Linked DNA regions of Mus musculus: regions 1 and 3 are each linked to region 2. Evidence: chromatin contacts called from ENCODE Hi-C or POLR2A ChIA-PET data. All regions are on one chromosome and are shown on one strand. Each heading gives the region's core, a stretch centred on a gene start or an enhancer-like site at or near the end of the contact. The rest is flanking DNA. Distances are from core to core; before and after follow the strand shown.

Region 1 (3,849 bases), core at 449-2,948, 150 kb before region 2:
TGCTTTGTCTTGGCTGCCTACTGGTGTCTCCCCACCGCTACTCTTTTCTGAGTTTCAGTTTTATGAGTTGATGGTTCCTTAGTTATTTATATTTCTTTAGGGCAGTGGTTCTCAACCTTCCCACTGTTGTGACCCTTTAATATAGCTGTGGTGACCCCCAACCATAAAATTATTTCACTGCTACTTTTTTACTGTAATTTTGCTACCGTTATGAATCCTAATGTACACATCCGATATGCAGGGGTTTGCAAACGCCAGGGGTTACGACCCACAGGCTGGCCACCACTGCTTCAGGGAGCTCTTTGTTGATGTTTTATCTCTGGCTTATAATTGAAAACACAGTGTTTTTATTATTGCCTTCATAGCTCTTCATATATCATTTTAGAAGTATAATCTCCCACCTAATAATAGATTTGCAGAAAATATTTTAGGTAGGTGGGGTCTGAATTCCAACAGAAAGGTAAGTCATATGTCCTACATGTAGGTGCAAAACTTTAAAACATTTACATTTTCTTTAACGGGAGAGGTTGGCTTATTTCTCACCAAGTGGAAAATTCGCTATTGAAGATTCGTGGAAGGAGGCCTTCATGAATGGGATGAAAAGGGGCAACAAGGCTGCTGGGACTTATCTTTCAAAAGTGTTCTTTGCTACTTTCCTATACTGAGTGCACACACACCTCCATATGATCACTAGGTTGATATCCCATGAGCCACTGGGGCTTGTATTCCAATGCATCTCAACATTGCCTTTTTTTTTTTTTTAAAGCACAGTCTAACACTGTAGATCAGGCTAGCCCAGAACTCACAGGGTAGCCCACACTGGTCTCAAACATGTGCCAGTTCTTCCTCGTCAGCCTCTGGAGGGCTAGAATTGTGGTTATGTCCCGTCACACCTGGCTCAGACTTTCATATCCTAGTAGGAGGCTAACAATGCCACCTGGTGTTTTAAAAATACAATTTAGCTTTAAAGTCATTCTCATGTATAATCTTTATTCTTATAATCAAGATCCGAGGGTTGGGTCACTACTCCTGAGGTGAGAAAGGACTGTCATTGTTGGACTATAGATAATGATAACAGTTTCAAGGACCCCTGAGATTCTTGCTCTCAGAGTCATGGTGGTAAATGGAACCATCAAAGTCTGGCTACTCTGTCCTTCATCCCCCAGTGCCCCTCCTTCCCGATCTGCTCCGCATGGGCAGCGGGTGCTTGGTCCCCTCTACCTCTCCAGTGCCTGGCTTGTGTCCACCACAGTGGCGGTCAGCAAACCATCATGGGCCATGTGGGGCATGCTCAGAGAACTAGATCACTGAAAAACGAAGGAGGCATAAGCATGATAAAATTGTGAATGATAAATTAGAGTACAAATCATGAGTGCTTCTCACTAGAAAATGGAGAGGAGCAGGGCCCGCTGACTCAGCATGTATTGAGGCTCTGAATAAATGCCCCCTTCCACAAAAGCTAAACCTACTTTTTGTTTGTTTCTACTTATGACTTTTCAAAAAGCGGTTTGTTGGACTGATATTCATACACCAAAGACAGCTCCTGTAGTAAAAAATGCACAAGGTGCATCATGCAAATATTAATCAGAAGCATCAGGAGAAATGGTAAATGAATAGAAAAAAAAAAATACTGGGTGCTGTTTGCGAAGCCTGCCACCTAGTGGATCCACCTAGCTACAGCAGGAGCTACAAGGAAGCTGGGGCGTGAGAGAACTCTGTGATAGCTGTCTGAGAAAACAATAGCAGCAGCAACAGAACTAGGCAAGCTGACTGCTAGATGTCTGCTTAGTTTGCTCTGACTTGCAAGTCTTTCCGGGTTTCAGTGCACAAGGGGAGAGGAGAAGTTTTAAGTGGGCTGAACTGAGTCAAGGTTTCTTCCTTCTGGCCTCCCTTGTGTTGTGGCCCTGACTCTCATCCTCCGCCCTAGCTCCAGCCTGCTAGCACACCTTACCCCAACATGAACCAAGGCCTCAACCTACTAGGCTCACTGTGTACTTCCCAACACCTGAGACCCACCCACCTCACATTTGCATTTCTATCCATGTTGCCTGGGCTATCCCTACTTCTCCTCAACTCCCCGAACCATCATTTAAGGCCTGTACAGATTAACCCTCAGTTCTCTTGAGCTTTTTCGATGCCAGTAGTCTTTCCTTCTTGGGAACTTCTGCCACGTTTACAGTCTGTTCCTTAGGTTTAGCACTTTGATTATAGCCTGGTGATGCTAGGCCTTCCTACTGTGAGCACTGGATGATGAGGCACTCCTAATTAGATGCTTGTGTTGGAGAAGTGTGTGGTAGGCACTGAAAGCACAGCCTCTGACTCACGCTGCCTGGGTTGAAATCACTGACCTAGCAGATGGTTGTGGCTGCCTTGCTCATGGCTCTCTACTTTGGTTTGTGTGTCTGGAAAATGGGGACACCTCTATTTATAGCATCTGCCTCAGAGAAGAACCGAGGGTCACATGAATTTGTGTAAAACCCAGCAGAGCCTGGCGGGTGCCAAGTACTCTTGCTTCATTAGCTATGTATGTGTATGAGTTTTGTGTAGGATCGTGTGTGTGTGTGTGTGTGTGTGTGCGTGCACGTGTGCACACGCACAAGCATGTGAGGCCAGAAGACATCCTTGTTTCTTGATACATGATCTGAAACTCACCAAGTAGGCTGACCTGGCTGACCAGCAAAGCCTGTGACATTCCTGTCTCTACTCCCCAGTGGTGAGTGCACAAGTGCCACTGACTGCAGGTGTCTGCACCCCGTGTGGTTTTAGAGCAGTGGTTCTCCACCTGTGGGTCATAACCCCTTTAGGGGATCACATGTCAGATATTCACATTAGGATTCATAACAGTAAGAAAATTACTGTATGGAGTAGCAATGAAAATACTTTATGACTGGGGGCCACCACCACATGGAGAACTGTAATAAAGGGTCACAGCATTAGGGGGCTGAGGACCACTGTTCTAGAGGATCAAACTCAAGTCCCCATGCTTGCCAGGGAAGTACTTTACCAACGGAACTATAACCTCAGCTCCCCATCAGCTATTTCCCTGAGTTGTTTTAGATGACGCTTGCAGCATTTAGCCCAAAGCTCTGGAAATACAAGGAAATACGGAAGGATGACAGTCATGCCATTTGGTTGTCCCCACCCCATACTTGAGAAGCTCCCAGAGTTCCTGAAGTTCCTGAACCAAGTGCTGGTGAGGCCTAGAGGTTTTCTTATGCACCAAGAATTTAAACAAAGTAATACGGCTGAGTGGAAAGTTCCTTAATTATAGGGTTAAGCCTGACCTGTTATCGCTCGAGCAAAGGCTGAAAACTGGGACACTATGGTCTCCATCTACGAAAGACCATGAAGTTATTTTAGAAAGACTGATGCTGTCCCACGATCAAGCTCTCCTGGAAGGGAAGGAATGAGGGACCTGACCATCCACTCATCCCAGGAGTCTACACTGCTGACTGCTGTTGGACCCGCCTCCCTGTACTCGTGAGCTGAAGGTTCCACAGCAGGGCTACTTCAACGCTGTAAGGGGAAATGAGACTCAAGGTGCAGCAATGAGATGTAGAAAGTGCTCCTGGTGTTCTCAACCCACGAGACAGATACTGTAGTTCCTGTGCTTCTACATGTGTGCACACAGCCCTACTAGTGATCTTGCTGCTGTTTCCTAAGGATGCCATGAGAGGCTGTAAATTAGCATCAGCCAGGTATACTACACAGAGGCTGTAAATTAGCATCAGCCAGGTATACTACACAGAGGCTGTAAATTAATCAGCCAGGTATACTACACAGAGCTGCCACTGCAGTATGAAGCCGGCCATGGCGTGTAGACGCCCACTGCCGATGCTGGTCACTTTA
Region 2 (4,027 bases), core at 11-2,510:
GGACACCACCCATCCACTTTCATCCCCGTGGCCCCAGGCCCTTTTTAAAAACATCTTGGCTCTCCTCCTTAACTTTCAAAGCGATTATTCAGTTACCATGATGTCACACTCAAATGACTAGATGACATCTAGTGAAGATAAGACAGGTTAAAATAAAATACCTCTGTGTGTGCTCACACTAGAGTTGGGCGTGCTCCGGACCCTGCTGGGGAGGGTCCAATCGGAATCTCTCCAAGGGAAGAGCTACTTTTATTCTAACCAATACACAGAAGACTCCCCACAGAGTTGTATAGCTCCAGCCCAGTTCCAAGCCTTCTTCCTCTACAGACCCATAGGGACTAAGGATTTTTTGATACCAATATCTACCAGCTTTTTAGTCTCTATTGCAAAGCTTATGACTCCCCTGCTTTAAAAGATACTATTTAAACTCCTGATACCAGATATATTTGTAAAGAAAACCAGGCAAAGCCATAAAAGACTAACACATTCTTTCTCATATCCTACCTCCCTGTCCCAGTATCCTGGACCTTAAAGCAGCCAGCCAGAGAAGCACAAACGCACTGCCTAGTTACAGGGTGAAGAGCTGTGACTCCTTCTCCAAAGCATAAGCTTCCATGTCCTCATCGATTATTTCCAATGCATTTTTTTTTTTTTGGAAACCCACTTTTTTCACTTTATACATTCCTCACTGCTCTGCCTCCTCCTCCATCACCATACACCTGAACATTACAGGGCAGCAGTGACAACTTGGGAGCTCCCATTCTGAGCCAGGCTGGCCTTGAACTCTGAGAATCCACCTGCCTTTGTTCTCCTGATTGCTGCGATCTGGTCAGCCTTAAGGGGGAACTGCAGAGACTGTCAGAACTCCCTATGCTAGGCGGAAACCCAGGCTCTCAGCAGACAGCAGCAAGAGCCGTATATACCAAAGTCTTGGAGTAGAGCCCTCTCTTCCCTGGATGAATTATTCGGGGAAAAGGCTGGGCACGGTGTGGCAGGGCCGGGGAGGAGGGGTGAGCTCTACAAGGCAGCTTCAGGGCACATTAGCCAAGCTGGAGCTGACTGGATGAGAGGATGACAGGGCGAGTCCTGCAGCAATAGGCAAGGCACAGTGGAGAACGTGAAGACAGGAGAGGGATGAAAGGAAGCAGTTATGAAACAGGCCTGGGCAAGGCCAGGAGTGGGAGGAAATGGCTCAGGGACTCAGGGAGGGGCCTAGCCCGCAGGTCAGGCGTGGAGAGGCGAGGAGGAGCCACAAGTGGGGCCTGGTTTCGGCCACCTGTGGAACCAGCTGCTGAGAAACGGCCTGGTGCCAGGGCTCAGGAGGGAGCCAACAGTGAGGGGAATTAGGCCCAAGAAGATCCGGGGCTTTATGTGGGTTCATATGTCTGTTTGCGGACAGGGTCTCACAGTATAGCCCCGGCTAGCCTAAAACTTGTCCCATAGACCAAATAGCCTGAACATGCAGCAATCCTCCTGCCTCTTCCACCAGAGTGCTGCTGATATTACAGGTGTAGGCTACCGCACCCAGCTGAGTCAAGGCTTTAAAGTGAAACTCCAGCAGCAAGCTCAGAGGGAAGAGAAGGAGAGGGGAGGGGAGGAGAGGGGAGGGGAGAGGAGGGGAGGCGAGGTTCACAGGCTGTGGGAGGAACTTGAACTTCCAGGGAGGATGTGAAAAGGAAACTTCTGCCCTTGCCAACTCTGGTGATGGAGCAGCCCATGGGGTGAGCAGACGGTGAGTAAGGGGATGTGATTCAGGAACGAGGCTCCTGGGCTGCCTGAACATATAAGGCTTGGTGCCACGATGCATGACCTCTGGGTTTATCTGCCCACAAAAGGTGGTCACCACCCAATCTGCATTTCCTTGCTTCACACCAACCGTGCTGGTCAAATGACAACTCAGAGTACCACTGGACAACTGTTGATGCTGGGGGCACTGATGGTCTCCCCACTGTGTGAGCCAGAGACAACACTCACGCACGCATGCACACAGGCCACCCTTCACTCTTGGGGGACTTATCCCCTTGAAAGTCATCTCTGCCCATTCCTTCAATGACGCTGTTTTTCTTCCAGACTAAGATAATCTACACCTCCCATGGTATAAATGATGGTTTCCAGGTCAATGCCCTATACCTAAATTCAACTTCCTGTCTGGGGACTTTCTTTTTGTCCTTCCTGCCTCAAGAGACTTTGATGTTGCCAGACAGTTGCCCCCCCCCCAAATGTTTCTCACAGTCTTCAGCCTCCCTTTAAATATTACCTTTTCAAAGGGACTTCCCTAGCCTCTTTATTTAAAGCAGTCCCCACTCCACACCCACAAGGTTACTCTCTCTCTCTCTCCCTCTCTCCCTCTCTCCCTCTCTCTCTCTCTCTCTCTCTCTCTCTCTCTCTCTCTCTCTCTCTCTCTCTCTCCCTTCCACACTCTTGCAGCTGTCGGAACACTGACCCCAATTTGGCAATGGGCTTCTTTAGATATCTGTTTACTGGTGAGGCTGACTTATTCACTACTGTAGTCCTTGCCTCAGCATGAACGGAAGGCAGGAATGAATTCCCAGTGGTCCTTCAAACAGAATCAAAACTCCACAAATGTGGTTTTAACTGTGTGTGTGGGAGGAGGGGGATACAAGAAGCAACTCCAGGTATCCATCCCCCCCACCCTACTACCCCCGCTCCAACCGGCCTTCTCCCATTCCCCACGTTTGCGTGTTTGCTGACTACCACCCAGATGGCCCTCAAGCCAAAACCACTTTCCAGGGCCACGGTGGAATCCTTGCTTGTCCAAGGACAATGGCTCACTGACTGGCTCCTATCAAGTTAAGAAGTTCACATCCTTAACTTCTCTCCCAGGTAGCAGATCCTTTCTGTAAACCTTACAAAGTTTCAGCTAGGCCGATGCAATGGTTTAATGACTGACTGACTGGTGTGAAGATCTCACCCTGCTTCCAGGCCGGAGCTCCCCAGAGTCACTCACTAGTCACCCCCTTTCTCTCCCCACTGGATTAAGGATAGGCTACTTCAGCTCTCCTCAGCCACGCTGCTGACTACCCATGCCGTCATGACCGTGGTGATGTCAACAGCTAAGATTTATTCATTGTTTTTATTCGCCGGTAATTGCATTAGGAAAAATAAAGGCCGTATTAGCCAGGCTGGAGCTGATGAGAGATGTGAGGCAAGCAGGGTGAGCCTTGGTAAGGATGAAAGGAAACAGTCATGAAGCTCACACACACACACACACACAACTCAATAAGTAACTTACTTATCCCTATTTCAAAGATGGAGACGCTGAAGTTCAAGAAAGTAAACTTGCCCAACACCACAGGGGCCAGAGATAAACCCAGGTGTACTAAATTCAGATCCAGCCGCCTCCTCATTGCTGTCTTACAGTTTTTGGTACCCAGCAAGCTCCATCTAGGGTCTTTCTTGCTCCAGCAATGTGTGCAGTCTTCTCTCTCTGACCTCTCTCTGACCACAGCCACTGAGCTTTGGTCCGCACCATTTCTATTCCCTCTGGGAAGGCACTATGCTCTCCGAGAAATAGCCCTGCATCTTTCAGAAGTCCTGAACTGTGGCCTTTTGTGTATGGTGCCTCTCCTGGACTCCTAGATCCAAGTCTCTCCTTTGCACTGAGCATGCGTGGGGCCTATTGCACCTTGGAAATACCCCACAGCTCTGGTTTACAAGGCTTTCCTGGCAGGTTTTGCAGAAGGCACACATGAGGCTTTCAGCTTTGGGTCACATAGATACATGCTAGGTACTGAACAGATGTCAATTGTACCGGTCTTTCAATAAAAGAGGTGAGTACAAACTTATCAACAGCTTTAAGCACTGAATGTTGGGGCAGAAAAAAAAATCCATTTTCCACCTTTCTCATATATGCATGATCAAACGAACGAACAACCCCCCCTCCTCCACTGGATGTTTCTGCAGGCAGGTGTTCATCAAGAGTCAATATATTTTGTTAATTATGACAGTTAAAAAAAATCCTTGCATGTACCTGCTACTCAGAACAACTCCAAGTAATGTAAATTTA
Region 3 (3,985 bases), core at 257-2,756, 210 kb before region 2:
GACATTGGGATCGGTGGCTCACAGCCCACATCCCGTCCCTTTGCTTTCTTTATGTTTATGCAGGGCTTTAAGGTTAAGAAAGCGTTTTCCTACAAATGATCCCTTTTGATCCTCATAACTACCATGTGATATAAGCACAACAGCCCCAGTCTTACAGACAAGAAACTACATCCAGGGAACTGTGGTGTCTTTTTTGGAGGTCACTCAGATGGCCAGCAGTGGACCTGAGGCTTAGCCCCTTTGGTTCCTCACTGTGAGGGGTGCCTTCTGTGAGGTAAAGTGCCCTGCCATGCACCTTTATTGGCTTAGATCATGTTTTGCAAATAGCATCTTCAGAGGTATGCTTGTTGGTGAGGATGGCATTTTATGGAACGCCTCGTTACTGAGAACATCCCTAACGAAGCCCAAAGGAGAAGCTTTTCCTGCCCCTGTTCAGCCTCTGCTGAAAGAGAGGAGTGAACATCCCTTGTCCTGTCTACTATTCAAGTCTATTCAATTGTTTTAGAAGGCAACACCAGCTATCCCCCATATATCAACCGGTTCAAGGTCAGAAAAGACCTGTGGTAGCTAAGTTCACTGGGTAAATGCTTGATCTTTTTCTCTCCCTGCCACTCCTTGATCTTCCAAATAATTACTGCCCCTATTGCTTTTTTCTCCCCTCACCCCCTAGAAAGGATTTCCTGTAACCTGGGCTGGCCTCAAACTCCCTCTGACCTTGAGTGACCTATCTTCCTGCCTCTATCTCCGGAATGCTGAATTTCTGGTGGGTATGCCCATGACTGTTTGTTGTATGGGATGCTGGGGATCAAACTTGGAAGTTTAATGCATGCTAAGAAATCACTCTAACAACTGACTTATTCAATGTCAAAGCTATTTCTAAGGCAAAAGGGACCCCAAGCTGATATACTTATTTCTGCTCCAGCTGTCTTGTTTAACTTTGAGCCTTTTGTGAAACCAGACAAGGGGCTTTCACCTGAGCCATTTTAACAGTCCTAAGTCACTAGGGTGAGAGAGAAAGTAATCTGTCCACAGAAAGAACAGCAGTGGTCCAGGAAGCAGATGAGGTTCACTCAGCTAGCAGGACCGTTGGGCCTATCTCCTTCTGCCCCAGTCCCCAGTGTCAAAGCCCTCAGGTTTGCTGCAGGAAAGCACTCTGCCCTGCTCTACCCTTCTCCTAACCACTCACAGGGACAGCTAGAAGAAGTGGTGTCCATTGTGAGTGCAGCAAATTCCTACATCCACAGACTCTCACAAGGATAGAGACTAGAAATTGGCTAAGTGGCCCAAACCCCTTGAAACTGGCTTCAACGCAGTGGGAAGCATCGTAGTGAGATTCTAGAGAGCTGCACAACTCATCCGTGTGTTTGACAGGAAATGCAGTAGGCCATCATGGGGTAGGGCTCTTAGTTATTTTTGGCCAAGATGGTTGGTATGCAAAAAGAACTTCCCCTTTTTTTTTTTTTTTTTTTTTTTTCCTTTTGCATGACAGATCCACAAATGCTGAGCAGCTCCCAGCATTTCGGTTCTAAGATCGACCTTCTGAGCACTTCATTGCCTGCCAAATTGCCAGGGCTATTAGAGTGTGATTAGATTGCTTGGCTCTGAGCATTAGATAATCCTACGCAGCTGGGCTTGCTCTGGACCTGGGATGGCTCCGGACATCAGCTGCTTCTTTTTAGTGGCCCTCTTCTTGGCCAGTTGCCGAGCCACCACATCCTCAGATCAGAAGTGCATTGAGGTGAGTCCAAACTATTTGTCTCTACCCAGCTGCTGACACTTGCTGAAAAACTTGAGATATCGTATACAGATTCATCTGAGCTTTGGCTCGCAGTCTCTACTGTCCTGAAAAGGACAACGGGAGATATCATCAGGGGTTTGGTGCAAAGAGCAGATCCCCTCAATCCTGATGCCTAAAGCTGTTTGTCCACTGTCCTAGGACATGGTCACTCCCCACAGAACCCTTTGGTTTCTTAGCTGTCTTGAGAAGGGCTAGTAAAGACAGGCTCATGCCAAGATTCAGAAAATTTATAAGGATCATTGTGAATACAGATTGATCTTCTCCTCCAATTAGACAAACCCTTCCATCTGTAGGACTAACCAACCAGAGTAAATCTGAGACCCGAGGCAACTCAAACCTTCTGGTTTAAACTGTAACAATATTTATCAATGCATGGGAAACCATGAAGAGAATGGAGAGAGAGAGAATGGCCTCGATCTTTTGCCATCTTAAACCTCCCTACCACTGTCCTTGACCCTGGCCAGTAGCCAGTCCACGTGGGCCTGCTTGACAAATGGCGAAGACAGAAAAGACTGTGAGCCTTGATGGCTCGGTTAGCCGCTTTCCTACTTGGAGACCAAAAGGAGAATGTAGGCCAGGGATAGCTAGAAGTCAAGGGTATAAATTGAACCCAAAGCCAGGACTGGAATAAAGTCTGGAGCAGAAATAAACAGAAGCTTGTTAGCCTTGGATTTGGGTAGACTCGGGATGCTCCCAGACTGAGCAGAAATAGGATACCAGGGAAATCCAAGGCAGGGATGTTATATTAGTTTCTTTGGGTTTCCAGAAGCAGAGCTTCAGAGTGAGGGATTTTACACAGTAGGAATGTATTGTTTGTCGTTTCTGGAGGCTGGAGATCCAGGATGGAGGTAACAGCAAGGTTGTTTTCCTCTGAGGACTTTCCCTTGGCTTATCGTTGGTTGTCCTCTTGTGTCTCTCCCCATGCTTAAGTGTGTCTCATTTTCTCTTATTGGGACATTAGTCATGCTGGCTCAGGACCTACCCAGCATTCCTCATTTTACTGTAATCATATCTTGAAAGGCCTTCTCTCCAGTTATAGTCACTTGAGGCATGGTGTCCTCGGAGTTAGAATCAGTGGCAGGAGTACATGGTTGGGAGGATGGGACACAACTCAGCACATAAAAGAAGTAAAAGAGGGAAGGGCCTTCCTTCAGCAGCCCCAGCTCCACTCACCACATTTAAGCTGGGAGCTCAATGTCATGCATCATGTAGATGTCTTAGGGGGATCAGGATGGGGACATCACCTCAGTGACCAAGGACAAATGCCAGGCACCTGCTGACATCATCTCCAGATGGAATGGTCCTCCCATTCATTGGAGTTTCACAGAGCAAGGCAATATGCAGTGCAGCACTTGTGGGAAGTCAGTCTAGCCCTTCTGAGGCCACAAGGAGTCCAGGAAGGAAGCTTCCAGCGGAGGTACTGAGCCATTCAAACTACCCAAGGATGACACCAGGCTCTGGAGCTGCCAGTTCCCTTTTGTACATGACCCCTACATTGGCAGAGGGAAGAGGAATGGGGCAAAAAGAGAGAAGTTGTCTGCCTTAGGCCTCCAGTACTGTGCCTTTCAGGTCCTGAGGGTGGGGCTCAGTGCATCCCCTAAAGACCCTGTGTTTTATTAACATTCAATCTCTCTTCTCTCTTCCCCCTTCCCTCGTTTATTCTTTCTAAGCAGCTGAGTTCCTAAACTGTTTAATGCATGAATATGATGGGAGCCTGTTTCTAAGTGTTCCTGACCTCTAGGGCACAGGCACGTGGGAGAATGCAGGGCCGATTAGGAAAGACTATGCTTTTGGTTTCCATGTGTGGTCTCCTCCATCCAAACTAGCCTGCCTCGACCCAGCCTTCTCCTTACTTCCTTTTCTTCCACTTCCCACTTCAAGCATCAGTAGGCACTTGCTGCCTGTCTGTCCCCGTGACTCACCATCCGGAGCTTATCTTGCCTACCATGATAAGAAGGTTTTGTTTTGTAAAATAAAAATTTTCTTTTCAGATTATTAAACTTTAGTTGAAGCAAGACACACATACAGAAAGTCCACAGGGCCCTAAATATGCAGTTAATTGTCTTTTCACCAATAAACATACTCAGGTACTCCATACACAGCTCAAGACACTGTAGGAACTCAACACCCCAGGAGCCTTCAAGCCTCCTCCCAGGCACTAGGTCCATCATCATGGTTGCTTTTGTA

Evidence for each region. Hi-C counts contacts between places; a loop is a spot of excess contacts on that map. ChIA-PET counts read pairs that join two places held with the same protein, here RNA polymerase II (POLR2A).
Region 1: a map of v-Abl transformed pro-B cells shows a loop between it and region 2 (2.0-fold over the local background). The contact joins two enhancer-like sites. A Hi-C loop is called at or near these places in 2 of 37 maps with a recorded cell type or tissue (both v-Abl transformed pro-B cells). POLR2A ChIA-PET finds 5 or more read pairs at or near these places in 1 of 5 experiments (Patski).
Region 3: a map of v-Abl transformed pro-B cells shows a loop between it and region 2 (3-fold over the local background). The contact joins the promoter of Cd180 here to the enhancer-like site in region 2. A Hi-C loop is called at or near these places in 3 of 37 maps with a recorded cell type or tissue (CH12.LX, Patski and v-Abl transformed pro-B cells). POLR2A ChIA-PET finds 5 or more read pairs at or near these places in 1 of 5 experiments (embryonic stem cell).

What each region holds. Positions count from the first base shown.
Region 1 is chr13:102,743,456-102,747,304 of GRCm38, forward strand. All of the region lies in intron 26 of Mast4 (microtubule associated serine/threonine kinase family member 4), which reads right to left. Among named protein-coding and RNA genes, the nearest start is that of 1700099I09Rik, 15 kb to the right of the region's middle. Within about 2 kb of position 1,699, at least 1 of the 3 ENCODE cell types and tissues checked has a DNase peak (open chromatin) inside an H3K27ac peak, as active enhancers do.
Region 2 is chr13:102,897,770-102,901,796 of GRCm38, forward strand. The region is part of intron 4 of Mast4 (microtubule associated serine/threonine kinase family member 4); the gene reads right to left. Among named protein-coding and RNA genes, the nearest start is that of Gm30106, 8.0 kb to the right of the region's middle. Within about 2 kb of position 1,261, at least 2 of the 3 ENCODE cell types and tissues checked have a DNase peak (open chromatin) inside an H3K27ac peak, as active enhancers do.
Region 3 is chr13:102,692,052-102,696,036 of GRCm38, forward strand. Cd180 (CD180 antigen) reads left to right here and starts at 1,507. Exons shown (of 3, transcript NM_008533.2): 1 at 1,507-1,738. The coding sequence starts at 1,649.